Regions from separate parts of the Homo sapiens genome. Here all the other regions are linked to region 3. Evidence: chromatin loops called from intact Hi-C (ENCODE). Cell type or tissue: GM12878. All regions are shown on one strand.

Region 1 (5,000 bases), 310 kb after region 3:
CATGGGAGATTTGTCTACTAGCTCTCATTTATTTATTGATCCAATCATTTCTTTATAGCAGTATGGACTCATGGGTATTTGTTTTATACTTTGGGTTATAATCTAGTTAGCTTTATTTTCTTATTCAAATTGTTCCAGCTTTGGCCATTGGGAGTTCTTTCCGTTGGTGCCAGTGTTCCTTTGACCCATCCCCATCATTGTGTCTGTTAGTTTTTGTAATTTTGTTTGCTTGTATTTTGAGCATTTCCTTACGTTCTGGCTCTACTGATGTTCCAGGCTTATCTTGGATATGTCCTGCCCTACCTCTAGAATCAGCTATTTCTCCAAGGAGCTCTAGTTCTTCTTACTGCAGAATAGTACTAGAAAACAAGATCTGGGCTCTCAGTGTGCTCATTGTGACTAGGGTGTGGTTAATTCTAAGCCCTTCCAGCTGACAAAGCAAGGAAAGGTATGTGCATATACTAGTCCATGTCTCTCCACACACATGTATTTACAAATGTTTCTATATGTAATCATCTGTATCTCTATTAAGCTAAACATAAACTTATACTGATATTTTTCCAACTCTAATCCATTACCACATAGATCATCCTAGACTCCTCCCATTGCTGAGCTTTAAAGTCCCACTCCCACAGTGAAAAACAAGCTTCCCACCATTCACCATCCATTTACAGGATTGTTCAATTGCAGTCTATGTGGATAGCAGTATCAGAATTGTTGACCCATACCCCCATGGAAAACAACCTTATCAGCTACAGTAGAGTGCTTGCGGGCATTTCCTTTGCATTTAGTCTTACCCCCCTCATTTCAAAGTTGCTTAGATCAGCACCTTTTCCCACCAACCCCTTCAGTTAGCTTGCTTCATACAACTATAATATATCTAGATTATTTTGTCACATTCTTCATTCCACTCTGTGATCTCCCAATCTCCTAAACAATTTGTTAAATTGCGTGCATTAAGATTCTCAATGTGCCATAAAGTTCTATTGGTTTTGACAAACGCATAGTGTCCTGTATCCACCATTACGGAATCAAACAGAATAATTCCATTGCCCTTAAAAAATCCCCTGCACAACACCTGTTCAACTCCTTCCCTCCAGAACCTCTGGAAACCACTGGGTTTTTTGCTGTCTATATTTTTGCCTTTTCCAGAATATCATATAAATAGAATCACACAGCATGTACTCATTCAGACCAGTTCCTCTCACTTAGCAATATGTATTTAAGATTCATCCACGTTTTTGCATGACTTGATAGCTCATGCCTTTGTGTCACTGAATAGTATTCCATCATATGTATGCATCAAAGTGTCCTGACCCATTTAGCTATTGAAACACATCATTGTTGCTTCTAGTTTTGGATAATTATGAATAAAGCTGCCATAAACACTCATGTGTAGAATTTTCTGTGGACTACAGTGTTCAAATGAGTGAGATAAATATCTGGGAGCATGGTTTCTGGATAGTACAGAAAACTGATTAGCTTTGAAAGACTATTTGTTTTTTAGAAATTTTCAGTACTGAGACACATGCAGGTAAATATTTAATAAATAGTTTTTTTAATTTATTAAGGACCCAACAGTCAGCTGCTTAGAAGCTCAGTTCCTGGGAGAGAAGTTTTTAGCTTTGAGTAAAGGAAGGGAACTTCCTGGCATATGTCATCTCACTGCCAGAAACAGAGTCAGGTTGCCCCACCATTGAACTGTGGATCAGATGGCATGTCTTCTTCTGCACCTACTTGCCTTGCAGTTCAGCTATGCCTTGTGGATTCTCAGATAATACATGTTAGAGGAATAATAATGACGATTACCACTAAGTTGTCACTTGATGTTGAATGTGTGGCCCAAGTGAAAACTACATTTTCTTCATTTGATCTATTTTCTTGTATTCCCACTTTTAGCCATTTTCCCAAATCCAAACAATCTGGCTGCCACACTCAGAGGGGGAAGAAGTCAACTTTTCTGGGAAAAAAAAGACATTTAGAGAGCCTGGGCCCATGTAGAGAATGTCAGACTTCTCCAGAAGGACATGGCCCTGCTCCTGTCCATGGGAGAACAAAGGATCCAGTATGTAATGGACCAAAAAGGATGCAGGCTGTGTCTATATTCCCTTGCTGACCTCTTCCAATTGAGGCCAAAACAGTGGGCTTTAGACTTGAACATCCATTAGAGTCACCTAAAGGGCTTGTTAAAACCCGGACTCTTGGGACCCGTCCCCGAGATGTCTTATTCACCCAAGAGTTTGCATTTACAACAAGTTCCCCAGTGATGCAAATCCCACTGGTCCTGCCCCATTCTTGGAGCTCCACCTGCCTAGAGAACTAACTATCCTTCATACATCCAAACCCATGGCCATCGCTAGATCTCCCCTCTACTCCTCATGTAAGAGACGAAGCTGAATGGAAGAGCTTGGGAAGGTGGATCTGAGATTTGGGGAAGAAGGGCCAAGGGGTCTAGGCACTGACTCTGGAAACGCAAGTTGTTCGCCACTCTGGAGATGCTCACTAGTGTGGAAATGCAGGCTTTTGGAGACGGAATGGGCTGTAGTGGCCAAATTCCCTTTACCATAAAAAGAAAGAACATAAACCCAGAGGGTGGAAGCCATGCTCTCAAGGCCGCACAGCAAGCCTGGGCAGAGCCATAGTGACCTAGACCTTTTGACTCTTCCCATAATAGTAAAGCTACCCTTCCTTGTTCAAGGCAGCACAAGTACCTTCTGACTCAGAGTGAGGAGGGCAGGATCAAGCCCATTCCTGGAACGACAATATTTGAATTATCATCTCAAGGGGAAATGAACAAAGAATAGCAGTTCCCTCAATCCACTCCCTGCTAAACACACACACACACACACACACACACACACACACACACGGGTTCACAAAGGCCAGCTCTCCAAAGAGTCAGGGAGTAGGAAATGGGCAAGTGGGAAGATGAAAGCTCATTGTTTTTGCAGCAACACTAGTCAGAGTAATAATTCAATTTTGACCACACAGAATAAACAGTTCCAAGCATCTAGAAGATGAGACTGCTGAAATTCTCAGCTGAAAACCCAAGGGGACAGAAAAACCAGAGCTGTACTTTCAGTTCCTCCCCCAAAATAAAAGGACTCCAGCCAGCCACATCTCGCCCTTAGAACCCTGGAAACAGGTGAGCGATTCATGACATTTGTTTAAGATGAATCAATTCCCAGCACCATGTAGTGAGCCTAGGTCTCAGAATGACCCAAAAGGAGGGGCGCAAGACAAGCACAGGAAGGGGGATGGGAGAGAAGAGTCTTTGTCTGCTTTTCCTGATATTTTAAATATTATTAGATAATTTCTTTCAAATTTCTAATAAGCAGGTTGAAGTTTAAATTACAAGATCTCTAACAGAGTCAGGATCCAAATAGCACAGGAGCCGGCAGACAACAATTGCTGGGGCCGGATGGGTTTCAGGTTTGCTCTTTGTGAAGACAAAGCTCCTATTGAGTGGTGGAGAGGAGAGCTGGGGAAAAGAGAGAGGGCTGTGGAGGGTTTTCATTACCCCGATCATCATCCCCACCGCGAGGGGAGGATGTAGAAGGAAGAAAGAAAATCTGGACCTGGCCAATGCACTGCTGAAAATGACAGCTTGGAATGAATCACACACCTGATATCTGTGGCTCCTCCAGAGCAGAGTGTGGACATGAGACAAAGAGGAGGAAAGAAGGAAGGAAGCTGAAGCTCTAGTCCTGCACGCTCATGCATCCAGCAAAAATAAAAAAGCAAAAACATCAGAGCAGAGGATGGGTTCTTGGTAGGTGGTCCAGGGCTAGAAAGGTGATCTAATAGTTTTCTGTTTTTTCTTGAGATGCCTTGTAAACACTAGATTAGGAACCTCAACACTCAAGGGAACTTTATAGTTGAAAACCAACAGCCACTTCCCAATAGAAGGTGAAGCAGAGATGGCAGAGATCAAGAGATACAATACCTCTCCCTCTATGTGTAGGCTAACAACGGAGATCACGGGTCTCTGGGGCATTGCCACAAACCCAATCTTGTTTGTTCCTCTTCCTCTCCTTCCCTCATTTCTTTTCCCTCTGTCATTATTAATGTCAGAGTCAAGTGCCCTCTTTGAAAAAAGCAAGTCTCCATCTGAATGGAGTTGGGGCCAGGTTCACAGAAGTTATTTCTTATTGGAATGTTCTCCCTGGCAGGTGCTTCTCATCTGCTAACCCCTGTGTCTTCCCTTCTACTGCACTGGCATTAGGAATTAGTATCTCCATTCAGATATGGCCAAATAGCATCTGAGAGGTGAAGCCAGTAGCTCTCAAACTGGGCTGCAAAAAAGTTGTTTTTGTTTTTGGATGCCCATTCTCTACACTCCAGAGATTCTGATATAATTGGTCTATGTTTTTAAAATTCACCCCAAGTGACCCTTACATGTCAGCAGAACTGAGACCCCTTACATTAAGAATTATCCAAGGAGTGGTTCTCAAACACCTGGAAGGCTCATGAAACATAGATTTCTGGACACACCTGCAGAGTGGCTGATTCAGTGAGTCTAAAGGTGGGTCACAGAGTTTACATTTTCAGCAAGCTCTCAGGTGATACTCAGGTGGCTCCCAGGGACCACACTGTTAGAACCACTGACCCCAAAGCATATATGTTGTAATTGGTAAATAAGATGCAATGTGGGCCTCCCTGCCTCGAAGTCTGCACCCCAAGCATGTTTGTATTTCCCTTTTATTTTTATTTATTTATTTAGAGATGGAGTTTCGCTCTTGTTGCCCAAGCTGGAGTGCACTGGCATGATCTCCACTCACTGCAACGTCTGCCTCCTGGATTCAAGCAATTCTCCTGCCTCACCCTCCCGTGTAGGGGATTACAGGCATGGGCCACCGCACCTGGCAAATTTTGTTTGTTTGTTTGTTTTTGGTTTTTTGTTTTTGTATTTTTAGTAGAAATGGGGTTTCACCATGTTAGCCAAGCTGGTCTCGAACTCCTGAACTCAGGTGATCACCTGCCTCGGCCTCCCAAAGTGT
Region 2 (5,000 bases), 160 kb before region 3:
GAGTATGTCAGAACCTCAATGCCTAGAAGCAAACTCTGATCCCTTCAGGTCTCAAATTTTATAAGATAGATGAGAGTAATGAAAATATGATTCCTCCTCTTGAGGATTTCAAAAACACCAAGATAGTTTTGAAAATGTCGCTTGAATTTTTCAGTTCCTGAAAAGAGACTGACTTTTACACCTTGACATAGATTAGAGTTCCATGTAAAAATTCAAGTTAGAAAGAACCCCTCATCCATGATATTTCCTCTGATTCTGAACTTTATGTTAGTAGATTTTTGTTCAACTAATTTTCATAATGCTGTCTTTCAAATTACAAGTGGCAAGAACAATAATTACATAGTCAATCTATTGTACATCACTGCATAGAAAATTCCATATAGCTCAAGACAGAACTATCTTCAGTTTTAGACTAAAATCCTGATTATCTACCTCAGTGTTAAAACAGGGATTGCAAAAATAAAATAAAATAAACAAAAGCCACAGGTAAGCTGCAATGTCACAGCAGGCATTAATTTCCATATTCTTCCATGCTAGTTATCTCCCTAGAGTTATTTTGAGGATATCACAATGATTTTCATTACATATGCTTAAATGTCTTATGCTTTTTTTATGTTGGCTTCATCATCTTCATAACTTGTAAACAAGGACCATGTCAGTCACTATGAAGTACAGCATAATGATTAAGAGCTTGGGCTTTCTCCAAAAAAGAAGAACCTGAATTAACTTGGGCAAGTCATTTAACCTCTTGGAGCATCAAGAATGGTAATACTAACAATGCATTAGTTCGTGAGAGAACTAAATGAGATAGTTATTTAAAAGCACCAGCATAGTACTTGGCACAGAGCAAGGACTTATAAATGTGAGTTATTAGTATAAATATGTCCTCTTCCACAAATAGTTGTATGCTAAGCACTCAATAGAAACTCGATATAATAGTGATAATTTGTAACATGAAGGAGAGACAATCACCACAAATTGGACTATATTCCAGGGTAATTCTGGGAGTCTAAAATTATTTATCTTTTTAGTACTTTTTGTAAAAACTGTCTTTATTGTTACCCAATTCTTTCCCTGCCTCTCTTATTCTCCTGTTTTATATTTTGCCCAAGGCATCATTTAGTGTTCCAAAATATTAGACTATTATAGGTACTCAGAAGCCCCAGGAGAAACGGAATACATTTACAGACCCATAAACATCTAAATTAGTGCTATAAATGGGAAATATAGTCTATAGTTGGAGAGTGCCCAATCCATAATATGTTGTGGCATAGAAGAAACTTCCTTTTTGGTGGCTGGAAAATCTATTTGCTCTAAGTATTCAATTTTAAAATGGATAATAAAAATAAATAATAGGCATGCTTCTGCTTAAATTGTAACTTTCATGGGAGATCTCAAAGAGTTTTTCAACTGTTAATTTATGACTCCTGGGGAAAGGTAGGTGGCAAGTAAAATATTTCTTCTTCAAATGGAGAAACAGACATAGAAAGGCCTGGGTGACTTGTCTAAGAATACAAGGCATGCTCCAGCTTTATGCAAACCAGAAAAGAAAATGTGGAGATACGCTCTTTAAATGATGAAATCTGTATTATGTGCTGATAAAACCTAAGATAAATGCTGACATAGGTTGTACAATTATCATATACCTAACATTTGTCTATCAGTTGTCTATTCCTGCAAACTACCACAAAAACCTAATGGCACATAATGGTATTTATTCTTGCTCATGTATCTGCAGATGGGATGGGAGTTAATCATATAGGCCAAGCTCAAGGCCAAGCTCACCTGGGCAGCCCAGGATTCAGATTGAATCCAGATATGCTCCATGTGCCTTTCACTCTACATAGACCAGAGGTCTGGCCAAGGCATGGTCATTTCACAGCAATAGAAGAGCAAGAAAGCAAACTCCAACTATGCAAGTGAGCTGTGTCACTTCTACTGATCCTATTGGCCAAAACAAGTCAATGACTAAGAACACATTGAGAGTCACAAGTATATTTTACCTACTAAGAAGACAAAAAGTCCCATGGTCATACCCAAAATCAACTTCCTTGGAAGTGCACCCTCCCCATGGAGGTAAGAGAAGAGAGTGAATACTTGTAAACAAGAATCTAATTTATTGTAAACAGCACCTTATTATTACTAATATTTCAGACATTTTTTCATGTGCTAATCTTGAAACTGTGGCTGCTTCTCATGCTTCTGTAACTCTGACTCAACCACTGGTTTCATCCTGGCCTAGAAGGTACTCTCTGAATATTAGTGTATTATTCACATGTATTAGTTAACTACAGCATTATTCAAAGCTCTTCTTTTTTCACATAAACCAGTCTTTCAGCTGATCTCCCTTTAGAGAACAAAAACAATAAATGTAGGCATCATTTATTGAATGCTTACTGTACAACAGATATGTGCTAAACTCTTGACAGATATCATCTGCCTTGGCTTCATTTAACCCTCACAACAAGCTAAGGAAGGTATAATCCCTATTTCATAAATTAAGAAACTGAAAATTAGAGAGATGAAGTGATATTACCATGGTTACACAGAAGTTAGTAACATGGCTGTGATTCAAAACTAATATGTCTGGCTCTCAAAGTCCAAATGTGAGACCAAGAAAATGCGGTGAGATGAGGGCTGAGACTGATTCAGTCTACAGTGACAGCACAGACAGCAAAATTATTACACCTAAATGCAGAGGAAAAAGGAGGTGTGCATAACTGGCTCTAACCACCAGGCCTGCCACTGTCTTGCTGTGTGATCTTGGGGAAATTACTTACTCACTTAACTTCTGTTTTCTCATCCGTGAAATGAAGATGATATCATTTTTGTTTGGTTGTTGGGATTTTTTTTTTGGAAGGGTCTTGCTCTGTTGCCCAGACATCAAATACCTCCTTTCACTTATTAGTATCTCCTTGATAATAAAGATACTAATTAAAGTGATTTAAGAGGAAGTCTCCCAACAGGGACATGATGCTAATTAATTTACATTAAATTGCATATGGTACAATCATGTAAACAACTTGCACTTATGAGTCTTTTATTTTTTATTTTTATAGAGATGGGATCACACTATGTTACCCAGGCTATTCTTAAACTCCTGGCCTCAAGCAGTCCCCTCATGTCAGCCTTCCAAAGTGCTGGGATTACAGGCATGAGCTACTGCACTTGGCCCAACACTTAAGGGTCTATTCACAGGCACTCTTTAGTCCCTGAGATTCCTAAGGAACCAGGAAAGCCTAACACCTATGAAAGGCTCAGTGCAATACCTTTAGCACATTGGTGTCATTGCAGATGAGGTCTTGTTACCTAATGGAGCTGAAGCTTTAGTGATATTGTTTGAATTTGTGTCCTCACCCAAATCTCAGGTTGAATTGTAATCCCCGGTGTTGGAAGAGGGGTCTGGTGGGAGGTGATTGAATCACAGGGGTGGTTCCCCCTTTCTGTTCTTGTAATAGTAAGTTCTCACAAGATCTGATTATTTAAAATGTGTAGCATCTGCCCCTTTTCTTTCTTCCTCCTGCTTCAGCCATGTAAGACGTGCCTGCTTCCCTTTCACCTTTTGCCTTGATTGTAAGTTTCCTGAGGCCTCCCCAGCCATGCCTCCTGTACAGCCTGTAGAACCATTGGCCAACTGAACCTCTTTTCTTTATAAATTACCCAGTCTTAGGTATTTCTTTATAGCAGTGTGAGAACAAACTAATACACTTAGAAAACTCAAAAATTCCAAGATGTCACCTGAGGATTCTTTCTGGTTTCTAGCATGCCAGTATCTTGGTATAAATCCACACTTCTCTTCAAGTTGTTTTGTGCCACATCTACACCTTTCGCCCAATACTCGATTTGTTTCTCATGTTAGAACAGTTTGAACACCCATTGAGGATGTGACATTCATTCTCTCTCTCCTCCTTTTCTCTCTCTTTCTCTCTCCTCATATTATACAGGGCCAAAGGGAAGTCAAGGATTAGGGCTTCAGCCTCATCTAAATTTTCTACACAGCAATGCAATTTAAGATACTTCATTAAATGCAGTGCCAGTTGTTTTCATCTTAGGCAGCAAATGATATGAGAACAGCCCTCTACACATCAAGGCCCCATGGGGTAGGCTATAGACAGCCAGAAAGAAGATCAGCTGTCCCTTTGACACTTTACTTTGAAGTCCAGCTTTCTCTCCAAGGTAGCTGAGTCCTCTCCACATCACTGCCAACCCCTGCCTCCAGGCTTTATCTAAATCACCCTCCTCTCCAGTTAAATCTGTAGGTTCCTGTGGGGACGAGTGGCTCCCACTGGCTAAGGCCTATTTCTCCAGGTTATATATGTCAGAGTTTTCCATGCCTTTAACAAGACTCAATTAAAAATTAATCAGCCCAGCATGGCAATTTGGAGAGGTAATTGTTTCTTTTCCTGACTCCATGGCCATAGGCTAAAAGCATACCCAGTACCTAAATTAATCATCTAATTGGGATTTTTCCATACTCCAATGACTCAACCTTCCAGCGATCCCAGCAAAGTGCTGTCCGACCTCAATAATTAATTTGCCTTAGTGTCCACTCTGTGGGTTTCTCCCCTGCTTTCCCTTCCAATCCCCTTTAGTAAAATAGAAAATAGCCATATAGGCCGTTTACCTGGGCCCTCTCCAATAACCAGGAGGCTTTATCTTCAGAAGATAAAATAGCACTTGTGAGGAAATATTGGAAATAGTGGGGCAGGTTCATATATTCAACATAGTTTGTAATAGAAAAAAATGGTTACTAACTAATGGTAGTACTTGATTGGCTAAATAAAGCATAGTATATCCATGCAACACACAGCAATATGGCTTTAAAAAGAAATGAGGAAATGTCATGTATGCAGCTATGGAATGTTCTCCAGGATATTAAAGGGAAAAAAAAGCAAATCACATAACAATACATGAAATGTTATATTTGCAAAAAAAGGGAAGAAAATATATGTAATGAAACGTATGTGTGTACAGACATATATAATACACACATATACACA
Region 3 (5,000 bases):
TTTCAGCATAATGTAAATCCCAGCTTTGCCTGCCAGTAAATTCATGTACATCATGTTAACATCAGGTTTATATTAAACATTTACATTAAGAATTGGAGTGGAAGATTAAATTGTTTGCATGCATTGCCGTCACAGAAGGAATGGCCTCATCATCCTCCCTGCCCATGGTGCTGAGTGCCAGCAGACTAATGATCAGACAGTTACCCATCAGAAAGGCAGGTGAGACACTGATGCACAATCCTTGTCAAAGCTGGGCAGCCTCTGTCCACTCTGCCTGTGCCCTTGGCAATTATCAGCAAGCTATGAGCTATACTACCATCCCCTGCCAAGTGAGGTTTAATTTATGACACCAAGGATAATGATTCACTCCAACGCAATACTCAGAATTACTGTCTTTTCCTCTGAATTAGAATTCTTCTACCTACAAAATGACGTGCTTTTTAGTATTTTGATTCAAATCAGTCATGATCATGCTGGATGTTGTAGGGTTGAAAACATTTGGTTGTGCAACTTGAATATTCTGCAAGAGATTAAGCTGGGGATAGACTAAAGGTGGTTCTAAGTCCAGTCTCTAAGGAGCACTGCTGTCCTTTCTCTCTGAAATTCAGATCCAGAGAGAAAGAGAAGACTCTAAGAGGAACTCAGGTCTGCAGGTTTTCCTGGGCCAGTTCTCCCTGCCATGAATATGAAGAGTTGCCCAGGACACTCTAACTAGCAAATAGTCTGCAGAACAAATGTTTTTGTGGGGGAGAAAAAACCAACAACCATGGACGCCAAGTCAAGTGGCTAGAGAAGAGTGATGTTGTTAAAGTGTATGATTCATTAAGTCTTGTCTGCGTGTCAGATGTTCAGCATTTGGTGCTATTGCCTCCAATTTAAATCATTTTTTAAAGAAGTGCCGAAAAAGGTGCTGAAAGGCACCTCACTCTGTTCCCGCACTTGAAAAACACTGTCTGCCTGTGCACTGTGGTAAAACTTTGCATTTTGGCTAGACACCCTGTGTGGAGCTGTGCTGAAGCTGGAGGGTTTCTTTTTTTTTTTTTCTTTTTTTTTTTTTTAAGTTTGTACAGTCACCCAAAGGCAGGAAGAGAAAACAGTGTTTCCCCAAGCCAAAGATCCCTCCTGATGGCATCTGTGAAATAGAGAGAGAAAGTGCTGCTATAGTGAGCCTTCCCCTGCAGTGAGAAACCCTACCACAAGTTTCCATGTAGTGACTGCCTGCACGTAAGAGCTGCCTCCCAGTGCTTTTCTGCTGGGAGTCCTTCTCTCCTAGAATTCTTTTCAGAACCCCTGGAATGTCAAGAGCTGCTGATCGTGGTTTATCATCACCAGTTACAAGTAAGGCTAGCATTGATATCTCACCTTGGATTGTTGTCAGTACCCAATGACCTCACGGAGACTCAATGTGTTGGTTCCTCGACACCCCCTAAATGCTTCTAGGGGTGTAGCTGCCGCTTCCTCCTCACACAAAAAGGGGTGACGCATGTCTCAAGGATGAATCTTGCGAACATGATGCTAAATGAAATAAGTCACGAAAGGAGAAATAGTATATGATTCCACTTATATGAGATACTGAGAGTAGACAAATCTATAGAGATAGAAACTAGAGTGGTGGCTGCCAGGGGCTGAGGGAAGAGAGATAGGTAATTAGTGTTTAGTGAGTACAGAATTTCAGTTTTATAAGATGAAAAGCATTCTGGAGATGAATAGTCGTGATGGTTGCACAACAATGTAAATGTACTTAATTCCATTAAATTCTACACTTAAAAATTGTTAAGATGATAAATTTATGGTGTGTATATTGTACCACAGTTAAAAAAAAAAGATGGTGCAGGTCAGAAAGCGGTCAGGAAAGTCCCAGTTAAGACTCCAAGGACTTCCCCAGGTTAGTGTGACTTGGCATTCATGAATAAAATGTGGCTTTCTGGGTATTAATCTGAGATCTGGGCCTCCATATTCTCAAGCACTGTATGACAGGCATGTTATGAATTTCATCAGAACTGCAATTCCTGCTGATAGAAACTTCCCCGGCTCCTCAGGCGCTTGCTGACCCAGGCCTTTAGCAGTAGCTATAAGATGCTTAAGATTTACCTAAAAATGAAGGTGATGGTGTTTCCTCCAATTCAAAGAGAATACAGCAGGTGGTAGGCTAGGGCTGAAGCTTGGTTGGGGAGAGTAGTGTATTAGTCCATTCTCACACTGCTATGAAGCAATACCCGAGACTGGGTAATTTATAAAGGAAAGAAGTTTAATTGACTTGCAGTTCTGCAGGGCTGGGGAGGCCTCAGGAAACTTACAATCTGGCAGAAGGGGAAGCAAACACATCCTTCACATGGCAGCAGCACAGAGAAGTGCAGAGTGAAGGGGGGAAATGCCTCTTATAAAACCATCAGTTCTCATGAGAACTCACTATCATGAGAACAGCCCCCATGATCTAGTCACCTCCCATGGAGTCCCTCCCACAACACTTGGGGATTATGGGAACTATAATTCAAAATGAGATTTGGGTGGGGACATAGTCAAACCATATCAAGTAGGTAGACACAGACAGGTAAAAATTCACCTATTTGAAATATAATTGCACCAAGGACATAAACAGACTCTTTTCAAAAGAAGATATACACGTGGCAAACAATCATATGAAAAAAGCTCAATATCACTGAACATTAGAGAAATGCAAATCAAAACCACAATGAGATACCATCTAATACTGGTCTGAATGACTATTATTAAAAAGTCAAAAAATAACTGATGCTGGCAAGGTTATGGAGAAACAGGAATGCTTATCCACTGTTGGTAGGAGTGTAAATTAGTTCAACCATTATGGAAGACAGTGTGGTGATTCCTCAAAGACCTAAAGACAAAAATTGAACCAGCATTTGACCCAGCAATCCCATTACTGGGTATATACCCAAAGGAATATAAATCATTCTGTTATAAAGACATCACTATTCACAATAGCAAAGACATGGAATCAACATAAATGCCCACCAAAGACAGACTGGATAAAGAAACAGTGGTATGTATACACAATGGAATACAGCACAGCCATAAAAACGAATGAGATCATGCCCTTTGCAGGGACATGGATAGAACTGGAGGTCGTTATCCTTAGCAAACTAACACAGGAACAGAAAACCAAATGCTGCGTGTTCTCATTTATAAGTGGGAGCTAAATGATGAGAACACATGGACACAGAAGAATAAAACTCACTGGAGCCTTTTGGAGGGTGGAGAGTGGGAGGAGGGAGAGGATCAGGAAAGATGACCAAAGGGTACAAGGCTTAATACCTTGGTCATAAAATAATTTGTACCACAAACCCCCATGTGTCAAATTCATCCATGAAACAAGCCTGCACTTGCACCCCTGAACTTAAAGGTTAAAAAATGTATATATAATTACACCAAGAAATAGTAACGATGCATAATTTAACAATGCATAGATTTCCAAATATTTTCACAAATATGAATTCATAGTCCTCACATCAAACCTGTAATTAATGGCCACCATTGAGGTCCTGTGATGTTCTAAGCATCATGTTTGCATTGTTTCATCTTCCATCTAGAGTAAGAGGCTCAGAGAAGTCAAGGCCATTTAACCAGCAAGTGAAAGAGATATGATTCTAAGACACGGTTGTTCAGTGGTGATGGTGGTGGTGATTTTTGTGGGTTTTTTGCTTTTGTATTTGTTTTGTAAGCTCTAAATCTGGCACTTTGCCTTTTTCTGTAATATAGGAGTCAAAAAGGAAAGGAAAGGAGGATGAAACCCTAGAGGTCTCTAGGTGATGAATCGATTTTAGGCTTTCAAAAAAGCTGTATTAGCATCGCGTTCATTCCCATCTCTCCAAGGCTTTGGAAAACATCCTTTTCAGTAAGGAATCAAAATCAAGTCCCCTAAATAAAGCACTGGTAGTATGAAACACTGAGACATATTTTTAGTCTCACTGTGTCCGTTTTGTAGCAGCATAACATATGTGTTGAGCAAAAATATACACAATATTTAAAAACAACAAAACAATCACCATTATTCTCGCCATCTGATGGCCAGTCGCTGTGATGATTTGTTCTTTAGGTCAGCTTCTGTGTGCCATCATCTAAAGAGCAAACTGCTTCACATACCTACCCTACCTTCCCTCCTACCCTGAGTGCAGATGCTCACCTACCCTCATCTTTCCTGCAGAATGACTATGGACAGATATCCCTAAATCACAGACTCGCTAAACAAGGAGCCTCAGAGCAGACCTCTGCAGGGCTGATCTTAATCCTTTCCAGACAAATGAGATATGATTTCAAAAAATATTCAGGAAATGTGAATTCTCTTCCTACCTTGGTGACTTGTGTTGAAGTTTTACGTATATAATCAGAAAAACTTCGCTTATTATTACTGTCAGGTTCATCCTGCTGCAATTTCACCTCCTTAAAAAAAGTGGTGTCCAATTGTATGGAAACCCTTTGAACATAAAAATGAATTTGTAAACAAACATACTGAGCCGTGGTAGTTAACTCACAGAATAAAGCCATAGTCTGCGAAAGAACAAAGTGTAGGGAGTCTTTTAATGACTCATCCTAATATGTTTAAAATATGATTCAGTACAGAAATATTTGTGATATAGAAGACATAATAGGGGCACAATTATTGAATCAGTTTCGAGACTTGGGCACATCTGAATATATGTAGACAATGCCTTCTTCGTGTCAGTTTCATGTATCTGTCCCTATCACATGTTGTGCCAGCAAATGAAATTTCCTAGCTATATCCACATTGATGAAGCTTTGCTGTCTGTATGAATCTGCATCTGCCCATGAATGAGTCCATTTCAAGCACATGTACGTGTCTGTGCATGGGTAGAAAGATAAGCTTAGCAATTGTGTGATTTGTTTCTGCTTAGGCAGTAAGTTACTAATCTCCTGATTGGAACCAGATTTGTATGAATTAGGGGTTGAAATTGGAACAGTCACTGCTGTGTGCAGGATGTAAAGTGAATAAAATGAATGGAGTA

Evidence for each region. Peaks named below come from ENCODE experiments on the same cell type or tissue, not always from the same donor. Only the 100,000 strongest peaks of a DNase experiment are listed, where the experiment ranks them.
Region 1: it touches region 3 in a loop (4-fold over the local background); 1 of 110 quality-filtered maps calls a loop at or near these places.
Region 2: a loop joins it to region 3, with 5 times the contacts of the local background. A loop is called at or near these places in 1 of 110 quality-filtered maps.

The regions. Positions count from the first base shown.
Region 1 is chr17:72,314,891-72,319,890 of GRCh38, forward strand. No RefSeq gene overlaps it. Among named protein-coding and RNA genes, the nearest start is that of LINC02003, 25 kb to the right of the region's middle. In GM12878, no CTCF peak of the experiment used is centred here; a DNase peak (open chromatin) is centred at 3,061; H3K27ac peaks cover 684 bases.
Region 2 is chr17:71,848,348-71,853,347 of GRCh38, forward strand. No RefSeq gene overlaps it. Among named protein-coding and RNA genes, the nearest start is that of ROCR, 180 kb to the right of the region's middle. In GM12878, no CTCF peak of the experiment used is centred here; a DNase peak (open chromatin) is centred at 2,203; H3K27ac peaks cover 623 bases.
Region 3 is chr17:72,003,823-72,008,822 of GRCh38, forward strand. No RefSeq gene overlaps it. Among named protein-coding and RNA genes, the nearest start is that of ROCR, 20 kb to the right of the region's middle. RefSeq lists enhancers at 744-823, 1,224-1,563, 1,754-1,903, 2,424-2,493 and a silencer at 1,034-1,103. In GM12878, a CTCF peak has its summit at 2,129; DNase peaks (open chromatin) are centred at 1,149, 1,609 and 1,979; H3K4me3 peaks cover 1,218 bases; H3K27ac peaks cover 3,209 bases.